Regions from separate parts of the Homo sapiens genome. Here region 1 is linked to region 2. A link is a loop called in an ENCODE intact Hi-C map of the cell type or tissue named here. Cell type or tissue: endothelial cell of umbilical vein. All regions are shown on one strand. Links, peaks and the distances in the headings refer to the core of each region. The heading gives the core; the rest is flanking DNA. Region 1 overlaps HTRA1 (HtrA serine peptidase 1). Region 2 overlaps BTBD16 (BTB domain containing 16).

Region 1 (5,371 bases), core at 204-5,203, 200 kb before region 2:
ATTTAGTCTCCTTTACACTATATCAGATGTTTGCCATTTCCAATATTCCCTTACTCTTCAGTGTTTAAACCACAAAATGTCAACAGTGCCACATGGGGGCCCGACAGCTAATGACTGTATATATTCGGGGCATCCAGAGGAGGAATAATATTGTCTTGGTCAAGTCTAACTTGCGTCTCCTCCATACATCAGCGCCTTTGATGCATCCCCTTTCATCCACCAACTTCAGAGTGGCTGATGCTGCTACAACAGCATGTGGCCATGGCAGATGCTCCAGAAATATTTACAAAATCAATGAATAAGTAAATAAATGAAAGAATGAACCAGCCAGGTCTTAAAACATCCATTGGGATATTAAAATTAGGTAATAACTGGGGTTAGCCAAGGCCTGGCATTTGGGTCTGGGTAACTGACTGGGTAACGGATGCAGCCTGCTTTTCAGCTGTCTATAGGCTATAAAGCTCAGGGCTCAGGGAGGCAAAGGGAACAGCTTGTATCTCCCGGCTGTCATGGTGGACAGGGGCTCAGTCCTACTCTATTTGGTGGGCCCAGCGAACAGCACACAGCAGCCTTTCAGCATCTGCTGAACTGCCCTGAAGGCACTCTGGCTCCTCATTACCCATAACCACATAGAGCTTCTTTGAGCCCCAAATGCAGGGAAGTTGCCCAGGATGTAGCATTCTTTTCAGATTTATTTTAAAATGTTTAAAACATGTATAACCTCTTCTATATAAGAATAATTTGATATGGTCAATGAACAAAGGGCCTTTTATAATAAGTTAATTAAATATATATTTATGACATAAAATGGGAACACAGGGAAGGCCAGTGGTTTCTGTGAGCTGCCTGGTAGATAAAGCAAAGAAGGAAATACCATGAGTCACATGTTCCCATTATCAGATTCTGGTGCTTTGTTTAACCAAAGGAACTGTTAATTCGCATGTTTATTAGGATAATTAGTCCTCAATTCACCAGAAGGTCTTATTTCTCTCTTGCCACAGAAAGAGATCTGGATGGCTTTAGGAAACCAGCTACGGAACTGCATCAATGCTGCTATGATTGAGAGGTGATCGTATCATTGTGAATCTTTGTGCTTTCAGACTCTTGGGAGACTGACTACTTAAGACACTGGAGCTTTCCAGAGTATGAGTAGGAACCCCAAAGAACCAGAACCAACAAGAAATGAGACAACACACAGAGAAACTAGCTAACCAGAAACTTGTTCTGGAGGGTTCTAATAAACTCACGAGGAAATGACAGTTTGCAATTAGTCCAAGATCCAGGATCTGCAGGCTGAGCAGAAGTGGGAAATTAAGCAACTCCACCTGCAACTCTTGTCACCCAACTTGTTTCCTTGGCTGGCTCTCACTGTCCTTTCCATCTCAGCTTAGATGTCACCCCCTCAGATAAGATTCCCTGCCTACACTATCTGCTGTCTTTGCAGCCTGATACCTTCTACCCCTTCACTTGTTTGCTTCGTGCACTGTACTTATCGCCATATTTACTTTACATCACCCATTTCCCACACTAGATCTTAAGCCCCATGGCTTTGCCCACTATTGCTGCATCCTCAGCACCTAAGAAGTATTTGGCCAAGACAGATGTTCAACACACATTTATAAAATCAGGGAATTAACAAGGAATCACTAAAAGAATGAACAAACTAGACCTCGAAAGATCCATTAGGATCTCAAAATTGGATAATTGCCAAATAGCTTGGAATTCTGACAAAGTCCTTTCTACCAATGTCACAGAGAAATAGACAAAAATAAGGCCTCCCTCTGCTATTGTGACAAGATCAAAGCTTCATCTCTGCAAAAAAAAAAAAAAAAAAAAAAAAAAAAAAAGAACCCACAATCTCTGGCAAACGAAAGGGCAAACAAAATCAGCTTCTCTTCCTGCTCGCCGCGGCCACCTAGTGCTTCACCTCGCTTGGTTCTTATAAGCATTCCTGCCTCCAGCCACTTTCAGCTCCTCGAGGACAAGGTGTTAATTGCCTGCCACTGGGGCTGGGAATTTTTTTCCTGTAAAGGGCCAGGAAGCAAATATTTTTGGCTTCACGGGCCACGTGGTCTTCATCACAACTATTTAACTCTGCTGGTGTAGACTGAATGCAGCCATACACTCTACCTAAATAAGTGAGCATGACCATGTCCCAATAAAACTTTATTTACAACAACAGAGGGCCAGCTTTGGACTACTGGCTGTAGTTGGCCAACCCTGGACTCTGATACTCTGTCACACACTTGATAAACTGTCAAATGGAAGCAATTTGTATTCCCCCCTCAATGAAGAGGACAGGAGACATTCCTAAACAAATCCAGTCCCAACAACTTGGGAACTGCTTTGTCAGACCCATAAATAATAGTCTTAATCCAATTCCCTGAAAAGAGAGTGCCAGAGTGAAAAAAGGCATTACCATATTAAGAGAAAAATATAGCCAAAGAATTTCCTTGACAATCAACTAAGTTCTTGAATCCGGGCCAGAGAACACACAGGGGATCCAGTTCTGAGAGTTTGGGGAACTGAAACGTTTCCCAAGCCAGAAGGAGCTGCAATCAAGAGCTTAGGAGCCACGTCCCCACCCGCCTCTGGACAAAGCCTGGCACAAAATAAAAGCCAGCTTCTACTTCACTGTCTGGCTTCACATTCCCTCATGAAATATTGATTCCCGTCCCCCTAAAAATGGTAAAAATCAATACAGTAATAGAAGCCTCATAACGTCAACACCGTCTGTGGCATCATTAGCAAATGCAATGGTAGCCCTCAGAGTTCTCGGAGAAAAAGAAGAGACCACAAAATGCCCAGTACAGAAGGCGTTGGGGGAAAGAATCCAAAATGGAAAAACACAGAAACAAGAGGGGAGCTGGGGCAGTGCGATGTGCATTCCAGGCTCCCAGGCGCTTCCTTCATGAGGATGAGTGACAGATGACTCCAGAAGAGGGCAGCGGGTGAGCCCAGGCCCTGTGTTCTCTGATTCGCTTTTGGACGAGCTCAGGCCACTGAGTCAGCGCATCTGACCATCCGGTTGCCTGAGGAGAACCGGCGTGAGTCATGGCAAGCACCACCCCAGTCCACTCCCCGCCACTGCCATGTCCCGGGGGGCTGCCTGAACCCCCTCACTCAGCTGACTCAGGGAAGATTCACCATGCGCAGGGCCAAGTTCTGGTGGCCTGGAGAAGAGTGGCCTGCTCAGCAGCTCCCGGGACATGTAAAAGGCCCCAGGCCCCTCACCCGCAGTGACCCCCGTCTGAACTTGATGAGGATCAGGGGTGTCGGCCTTCCTTCTCACTGCACCAGCCAGCTCAGCAGTAAGAGGACCCTCTGCAAACACAGCGGCCCCAGCGCCCAGAGGGCTCCCTCTGTGGCCACTTCAAACAGGTCTGTGGGTGCCATCTGGCCCAAAGGTGGCCGTGGGGTTGGGGGGGTGGCGCAGGCCTACAGGGGAGGGAGGAAAACCACCTCACAAGCCTCAACAAGGCCGTTTCCAAATATTTACCTGGTTGTTGGCGTCAGGGAAAAGCACCCACGGGAAAGCTCACTGTTTCACCAGCGCTTTCCGTTACCAAAGACCATAGACCTGCTGTAGCCCTGACAGGACCACGTGTCCATCAAACTCCAAGCAGGCAAAGCCGGGAGGCAGGGGCATCTGCAGCCAGCCTTCTGCAGGGTCATTTCCTCATTGAATATAGGAGGGAAGCTCGATGCAGGAGCCCCGGGTGCCTTCCCCTCAATTCCATCCATGTGGCGGGTGCCCTTGCTTCCTCCGGGGCAGACAGCTGTGAACGTCCTACTCTGAACAAGGTTGCCAAGCACCTCCTACCTGAGGACCGACAGCCGGATGTGCCCCCAACCCCGCAGTCCAGCTGCAGAGATGAACTTCATTTGACAAATGAGTGAGGCGACTCTAAATTGTGATAAATAGACGAGGAGGGAAAAACCAAGAGTGGAATGCAGTTGTCCCTGGGGTGATGTGTCCCCAAAGTGAGGCAGTGGAGTTGAGGGGACTGGGGCATGGGGCGCTACCTCACACAGCGGGGTGGGGAGAGATGTCTAAGGCAGAATTTAATCAGAGGCCTGAAGGACAGGAAGGTTGGCTGCATGAGGAGCTGGAGAGGGGCGCTCCTGGGAGGGGAACAGCCAAGGCCCCAGGGGACAGCCCTGGCCTGTGGGAAGCAACCAAGGAAGGGGTGTCTGAGCAGAGCAGGTGGGGGTGGAGAAAGGAGGGGAGGAGGGGAAGGGGAGGAGGGGCAGAGAGAGTGAGGGGTGCCCAATCAGGTGGGGCCCTCAAGGTCCTGGTAAGGAGTTCAGATCTCTCTCAGAACAGCAGGAAATCTGCAAAGGCTGTATATAAGATGGGAAGGACATGATTCCAAAGATGCTTTTCTCCAAGTTTCTTAATCAGCACAGCTGGACAAATAGCTGTAGCTAAAGTAACTTTCCCTCCTACCTTCTTCAATACATCCCATTACCTCTGCCTTGTACTCCAGCCTGAAGAAACCAAACTGCTCTCTTTTTACTTTTCTCTCTCCCTGTCCCCACCCCTGCCCCAAACTGCTCAGGAAAAAAAAACCCCGCAGGGACAAAATGCCACCATTGGATGAAAGCTTGACATATGCTGCGCACAGCCAGTGGCTCATGTTAAACGCATTTGGAAAGAGTTTGTAACTGAAGCTGAACTAGTCTGCCCTCAAAGCTGCTTTCTATTAACATGTTTACACGCACACTGTCCCGACTTTCTGCAGCTGGGATTCCCTCCCCAGGCAGGCTGGCCCCAGTCGTGGGTCCCAAGGAGAGGGGAATTTCAGATTTGGGCAGAAGCACAGAAAGGGATGCCTGGCCGGGGCTGCAGGTGGACACCTTCTCACCTCCTGCTTGGAGGGAGACAGCAGGGCAGGCAAGAGGGGGCTGGTCCGTGATTGTCTCCCAAAAGCTCTTCCGGGTCCCAAGACTCAGCAGGCAAAGTGAGCGCACATGTGTCTGCTCAGCAGTGAGAAGCAGAAAAGGAGTCATTTGGTCACAAGCCCAGAAACATCTCTGGCAACTTCAAGCCACTGGAGATGTGAGGGGAGCTCCAAGAATGGGAGGAAAAGCAGATATTAAACTGGACTCACAAAGTGCAAGAACTCAGGCAGTGCTGGGGGCTCAACAGCAGGGGCTACAGCAGCTTCACCATGTTAGTCTCTGTGGGTGGCATCCAGCTTCACTTTGCGATTCCAAGGGGAGCCTCTGCTTGCCCTAACTGGGTCCTGTGTCCACTCCTTGGCCACAGAGGGTAGGACACCATGACTGATGGTCCCACCTACGCTGTCCGATGATGGACATGTGAAATGCCGGCTGTTGCTGCCAGAAAAGGGGGTAGGTGAGTGGC
Region 2 (5,371 bases), core at 89-5,088:
ATGTCCTTTTAGTTGCTGGTAGCCTTGGCCTCCATGACCAACGACGAGGGGTGCAGCACACAGGGCAAGACGTGGACTTTGGAGCCAGTGGAGGCCCTGCCCTGCCCATCGTTAGCCCTCTTATATCAGGGATAATAACTGTGACCACCACGTGGGGTGGTGGGGATAGAAAGGGAGAGTGCACATAGCACACAGCACACACCAAAATGTTAGTTGGAGAAAGGTGCATTCTGAAACAGCTGTGGGTCATGGTGCCAAATCCACCGGCCAGCAGCCTGAAACTCACAAGCACCCTAATATGAGAAGCCCTAGCCAGTGAAACTTCTAACAAGCCCCCCTCTTCCTGAACCGTTTCCCACCTCCCTCAAGCTTTAACAAAGGCAGCCACTGGAGATCAACCTCAGAAGATGTGGGCAGAGCCTGGGGAGTGGTCAGCGTGGGCACATGGCTGATGACATGCCTGAAGCCACACAGGGCTCTTTTCCCTTCAGTGATAGCCCTGGACTGTCTGTGCAGACAGCTCCTGGGGAGGGGCCGGAGGAGCAGGACCCATTTTCCACATCAGTCATGTCTGCCAAGCTGATGAGTCTAGACACTTGACACGTAATGCTCTTGACCTCTTTTTCTGCCCAGCATACGTTTGTCAGGCTTATCCCACCGCTAACCTTCCGGTTGTGGTCAGACATTTTTTTCTCCTTTCTTGGTTAATGCTGCCAGGGTGTGACAGCTCAGCCTTTCCAAGGGAGGGACAATGTTATGAAAAGTCTAAGGGATGCCATGTTTATCTTTTCCTCAACAATTGCGCAACCTTTGCTCCGCTGGGGAGTGGGGGAGCACCTGAGTGGGGAAAAGCAGAGAACACCACGGAATGACTTTAGGAGTGAGCCAGTGCCCTGGGCTGGCATGAGGCTGGGACTCCTGGAGGCTTCCTAGAGAATATGGTCTCCTTCCCTCTGTCCCAGAACTCTGTTCTACCTGCCTCCCATCTCTGTAAACGTGAGGGCATTGCATGCTACATAGCCAATTCACATCAACAGTAGAATAAATCTTTCCAAATCTAATTTCTGAAATCAGAACACTTTCCACACATACACATGAGTAAACCCTCATTTTCTAATATTCTACTAGGATTTTCAGCATAATTTAGTTTTCACTTTTGAAATTTACTCAGAGGTAATAAAATTTTGGTAACTTGGAAATGGGTACCAAGATCCTTTTAAATAGAGTCCTAAAGAGATATGACAACTAAGTGGTCCTAAACAGCACTGAAGAAAGAAAAAATGCTATAAAAGGCAGTATTGGGCAAATGACATTAAAGTATTACATCAATGTAAATTTCTTAAAGTTGATAACTGCACTATAGTTATATTTTTCAAAAATTCTTTTTCTTAGGAAATAAACACTGAAGCATGTGGAGTAAAGGAACTTAATAAACGCAAATTACTCCCTAATATTAATAGTTCAGAAAAAACAAGTGTATATGTAGATACACGTAGAGACGCAGATGATATAGCAAGCAGGGCAGAAATTGAACTCTAGGGTGATTGGCAGTACTGGGTGTAACTATATATTTTATGCATTATTGTGTATATATTCTATGCAAATATTCTTTGCATAGAATATATATTCTATGCATTATTGCATATATTCTATGCATTATATATTGTATATATTCTATGCATTATTCTTGCAACGTTAAATTTGAAATTATTTTCAAATAAAAATGTTTAAGAGACTAACACAAAATAGAAAGTTCTTTTGACTTAGTAACTTCATTTCTAGGAATTTAATGTGGGAAAGAATCTGAGATGAAGACAAATGTTGAAGGATGTTCACCAGTGTGCTATTTATATTGGTAAAACATTAGAAATAACCTAAAAAGCCCGGCATTGGGAAACATCTCCATGAATTTCTGTAAGGGAGAAGGAGCCTGGCAGGGGACAGGCATTTCAGGTAGGAGGATGGGCATGAACCAAGGCCCGGTATGGGGAGGTGTTCATCAGGGAAGTTTCAGGGGGGGCCCCGTGGCTGCACTTATGCTGTGTGAGTTGAAGGAGCCAGGTCACCAGAGGCAAAGGCTGTTGGCTAGAGATGCGATTAGAAGGGGGTCCAGACCAGAAGCAAGACAGTTAGAGGTCACCTTGGTCCAAAATAAGAGACATTGGACCTCCGATCTTGGGCTGGGGCTGCTACCCATGGAGCGAGGCCCATAGCGCTGGACTTGATTTGGAAGTAGAAATGACCTCAGGGTTGGGGTATGGTCAAAGTGGCGTCCAGGACTATCAAGGGTCTAGCTTGATCCGCTAGTCAGATGGTGGAGGAACACTGGGGGCAGGGTTGGGGTGCAGGACAGGGCAGGGGCACCGAGAGATGGCTTTTAATCTTAATTGTCAGAGAGGTCAAGCAGGCGATCAGATACGTGGGTGTAGAGTTATTCAGCAGAGGTGCCAGCGCCGGAGATGTAAGCTGATTTAGGGTGAGAGATTTCATTTTCTAAAATGAATGTGCATTGATGTTGTCAGGATTTTTTCTAAAAATTACTTAGGTAATTAAGTCTTTCATTTTTCGCACCCAGGTGAAAATACCTGAGACAGCAGGTACTCAGAGGGTTCCTACCCACAAGAAGGAGCGAGAAGGGAGCCCTCTCCCCAGCCCCACACACAGCACCCTGAGTTCCAGCCCCAGCCAAGGCTCAGCTGTCCAGGAGGGCAGGAAGCTTAAGGTGGGGGTGCAGCCTCCATCAGAGCACCTCCCTCCCCAGCCTGGCCCCTACTTTCTCCCATCCCCCTCTCAGGGGCCGCACCCTGGGAGCCAGCTCTGACCTGGGGGACTTCAGCACTTTGTGGAGCAGGTCCTGTGGGATTTTGTGGAGGTGGATCTGCGTCCCCCCTAGAGGAACCAAGTTCATTTCCAGCCACTTCTCGCAGCCGGTGGTGAGCTGCTCTTCCTTGTACTAAGACAAAAAAAAGCCAGTTGATGAAGGAAGTCCTGAGCTCTTGGCACCCTCTGCTGGCCTGAGACGACACTACACGTGTGCTCAGAGGGAGAGTCACTGCAGAGGCGCTCAAACCTTTTCTACAAAATACATGAATTACAGCAGATACCTTTTCTAAGTGTTTTCTATGCTCGAGGCGCTGCACTCAGTTGATTTAAATCAATCCTCAGCGAAAACCTATGAGGTGGGTTCACTGTTATCCCTAGGTCACCGGTGGGGAAACTGACGCTCCCAGGTTCCTGCTCTTGCCTGTCGTCACACAACTCGTAAGTGGCAGAGCCGGATGCAAACCCAGGCAACCTGACCATAGGCTTTGCCCACTAGTTCAAGTCAGTGGCTGATCATGGAGGGCCCAAGGGGTGTACCTCGCAGGAGTTCTGAGGCTATGAACACACCCAAAAAGCAGGAATTGAAGGGCAGAGAAAGTGGAAAAGGCGTCTTAGAGCCAGGGACCTTGAGAGAGCTTCAGTACACCTCGAATAGCTTCTGGGCCTGGGGTCCTTCTGCAGCCCAAGCATTGCTGAGAAATGCTGACCAGGATGCAGTTTCCACCACAAGTGGCCTTGGAATTACCAGTGGGGCGAAGGGGAGGACGCGATGATGGGAGAACTGTGGCATGCTGCTTGGTATCCCCCCCCAGGTCACTGGTGGCCATACAGAGAGAGCTGAAGTCAGGAGGCCTGGGCTTTGGACCCAGCTGGTTCCCCTGGGCAGGCTGCTGCCCTCCTTGGCTCTGTTTTCTCCTCTGAGAATGAGGTTGGATTCTATCATTTATTCCTAACCCTGACACACTGATTAGACCCAGGTGAATCTAGACCTCACAACTCCAGCAAGAATGTTCTGGAAGGTCTTCGGCTGTTTCGGTGAGAAAGGCTATGCTGCTTCTTCCCCCATCTAAGATTAAAGTCTTTCTATTTTTTTGGTGTTAAAACATCCTTTAAAAAAATAAAATGATGGTTTAAAAAAAAAAACACACAAATGTGTTCATGTGGCAAAATAAAATATTTGATGACTTCAAATAGATATTCTGGGGGGAAGTAGGCCTGGTGGGTAAAATCCCAGCATCTAGGCTGCTCCTGAAGGCCCCCCCAAGGGGCGATGTGCCCCGTCTGGGTTGTTCTCACCTTGCAGCCGGCCTCGTAGAATTTCTTGATGGTGCTTGGCTTGAGTCTGGCTATCATCACATCCACGCACCTGGAGAGAGAGAACTGCAGTTTCTGGAGGAACCCCACACTGCTTTTGGAGAAGCGGAAAGTCCCAGAGATTCTCATTCAACTCCAGGACAGCAGCAGACTTTTGAACGGAAGGGAGCCTCGCTTTAGGGGTATGGACATTTGGCCAGAGGACAAGACCAACATGGCTTGTTAGAAATAGCTCTGGGCTGGGAGATGAGGCCAGAAATCAAATCCTTCAGGAGAAAACAAAGTAACCCTATAGCAGGGAACAAGGATTATTGCTCAAAGCTGAAGTGCCACCAGGTGCTGAGATGAGGTTTGATTTTAGCCAACATAGCCATCTGGTCATCCCCCTGCCTGAGGACTGTCTTCCTGTACAGACCCTTATGGTGCCACCAGAGGGGCCTCAAGTCCCATTCCTCTCTGTGCACAAATGGAATCAAAGAGCAGCTCTCAGATGAAGGTCTCTGCGAGCTCATGACTAGGACCTGTTGATTTGGCTCACCCACCCATGAAGGATCTATTCATTGAACACATACCGTGTGCTAGGCACCTGGAGAGGTCCTTGGTGTGCAAAGAACAAAACTGATGGGCCAGTGAGGTGACATGTTAAGTCAACTTTCAGACAGATAACCACATTTGGCAGTCATGTTAAGGGTTAAAAAGTTAAAGAACAAGGTGTGATGGGAAGGCAGATGATGGAGACTTCAGCCTAGTGTGGTTAAATCAGAAAAGTGACCAGAAGTCAGAAGAGAGGCACTTAAAACCTGAAAGAGGAGGAAAAAGAACAGGCCAGGCCAGGGATTCAAAGACCAGCATTCCAAGAAGCGGAAACAGCATGTGCAAAGGCCCTGGGGCAGGAGCAGGTGCCACACTTTGAAGGAATGTCAGGGCTGGCACAGCTGCAGTGCCGTTGTTTAACACTGCTCCACACTGTCCCCTCTCTCTCCCTCTTTGACTATTGTAGTTCGTCTGGGCTCAGCTCCAGCATCACCTCCTCTTGGAAGTCTCCCTGATTGCTCCTCTCCACATAATCCCTTAGCTTTGATTTGCATGACTTCCTTCTACCTGGTTCCTTGCCTCCCTCCAAGGAGGGCATGAGCCGAGGTGAATGGAGTGTGGTAGACGTGCTATGTGGCAGGTAGGGTCACAGATGTTTCAGTGACTGAACTTTCACAGCTAATACTAACCTCTCTGCAGC

Evidence for each region. Peaks named below come from ENCODE experiments on the same cell type or tissue, not always from the same donor. Only the 100,000 strongest peaks of a DNase experiment are listed, where the experiment ranks them.
Region 1: it touches region 2 in a loop (6-fold over the local background); 6 of 110 quality-filtered maps call a loop at or near these places.

The regions. Positions count from the first base shown.
Region 1 is chr10:122,492,705-122,498,075 of GRCh38, reverse strand. All of the region lies in intron 3 of HTRA1 (HtrA serine peptidase 1), which reads right to left. Among named protein-coding and RNA genes, the nearest start is that of HTRA1, 34 kb to the right of the region's middle. RefSeq lists an enhancer at 2,420-3,619. In endothelial cell of umbilical vein, for the core only: no CTCF peak of the experiment used is centred there; DNase peaks (open chromatin) are centred at 2,435, 2,985 and 3,705; H3K27ac peaks cover 1,904 bases.
Region 2 is chr10:122,296,586-122,301,956 of GRCh38, reverse strand. BTBD16 (BTB domain containing 16) reads right to left here. Exons shown (of 16, transcript NM_144587.5): 8 at 4,120-4,189; 9 at 2,823-2,953. Among named protein-coding and RNA genes, the nearest start is that of BTBD16, 28 kb to the right of the region's middle. In endothelial cell of umbilical vein, for the core only: a CTCF peak has its summit at 3,022 (motif pointing left); a DNase peak (open chromatin) is centred at 2,986; H3K27ac peaks cover 782 bases.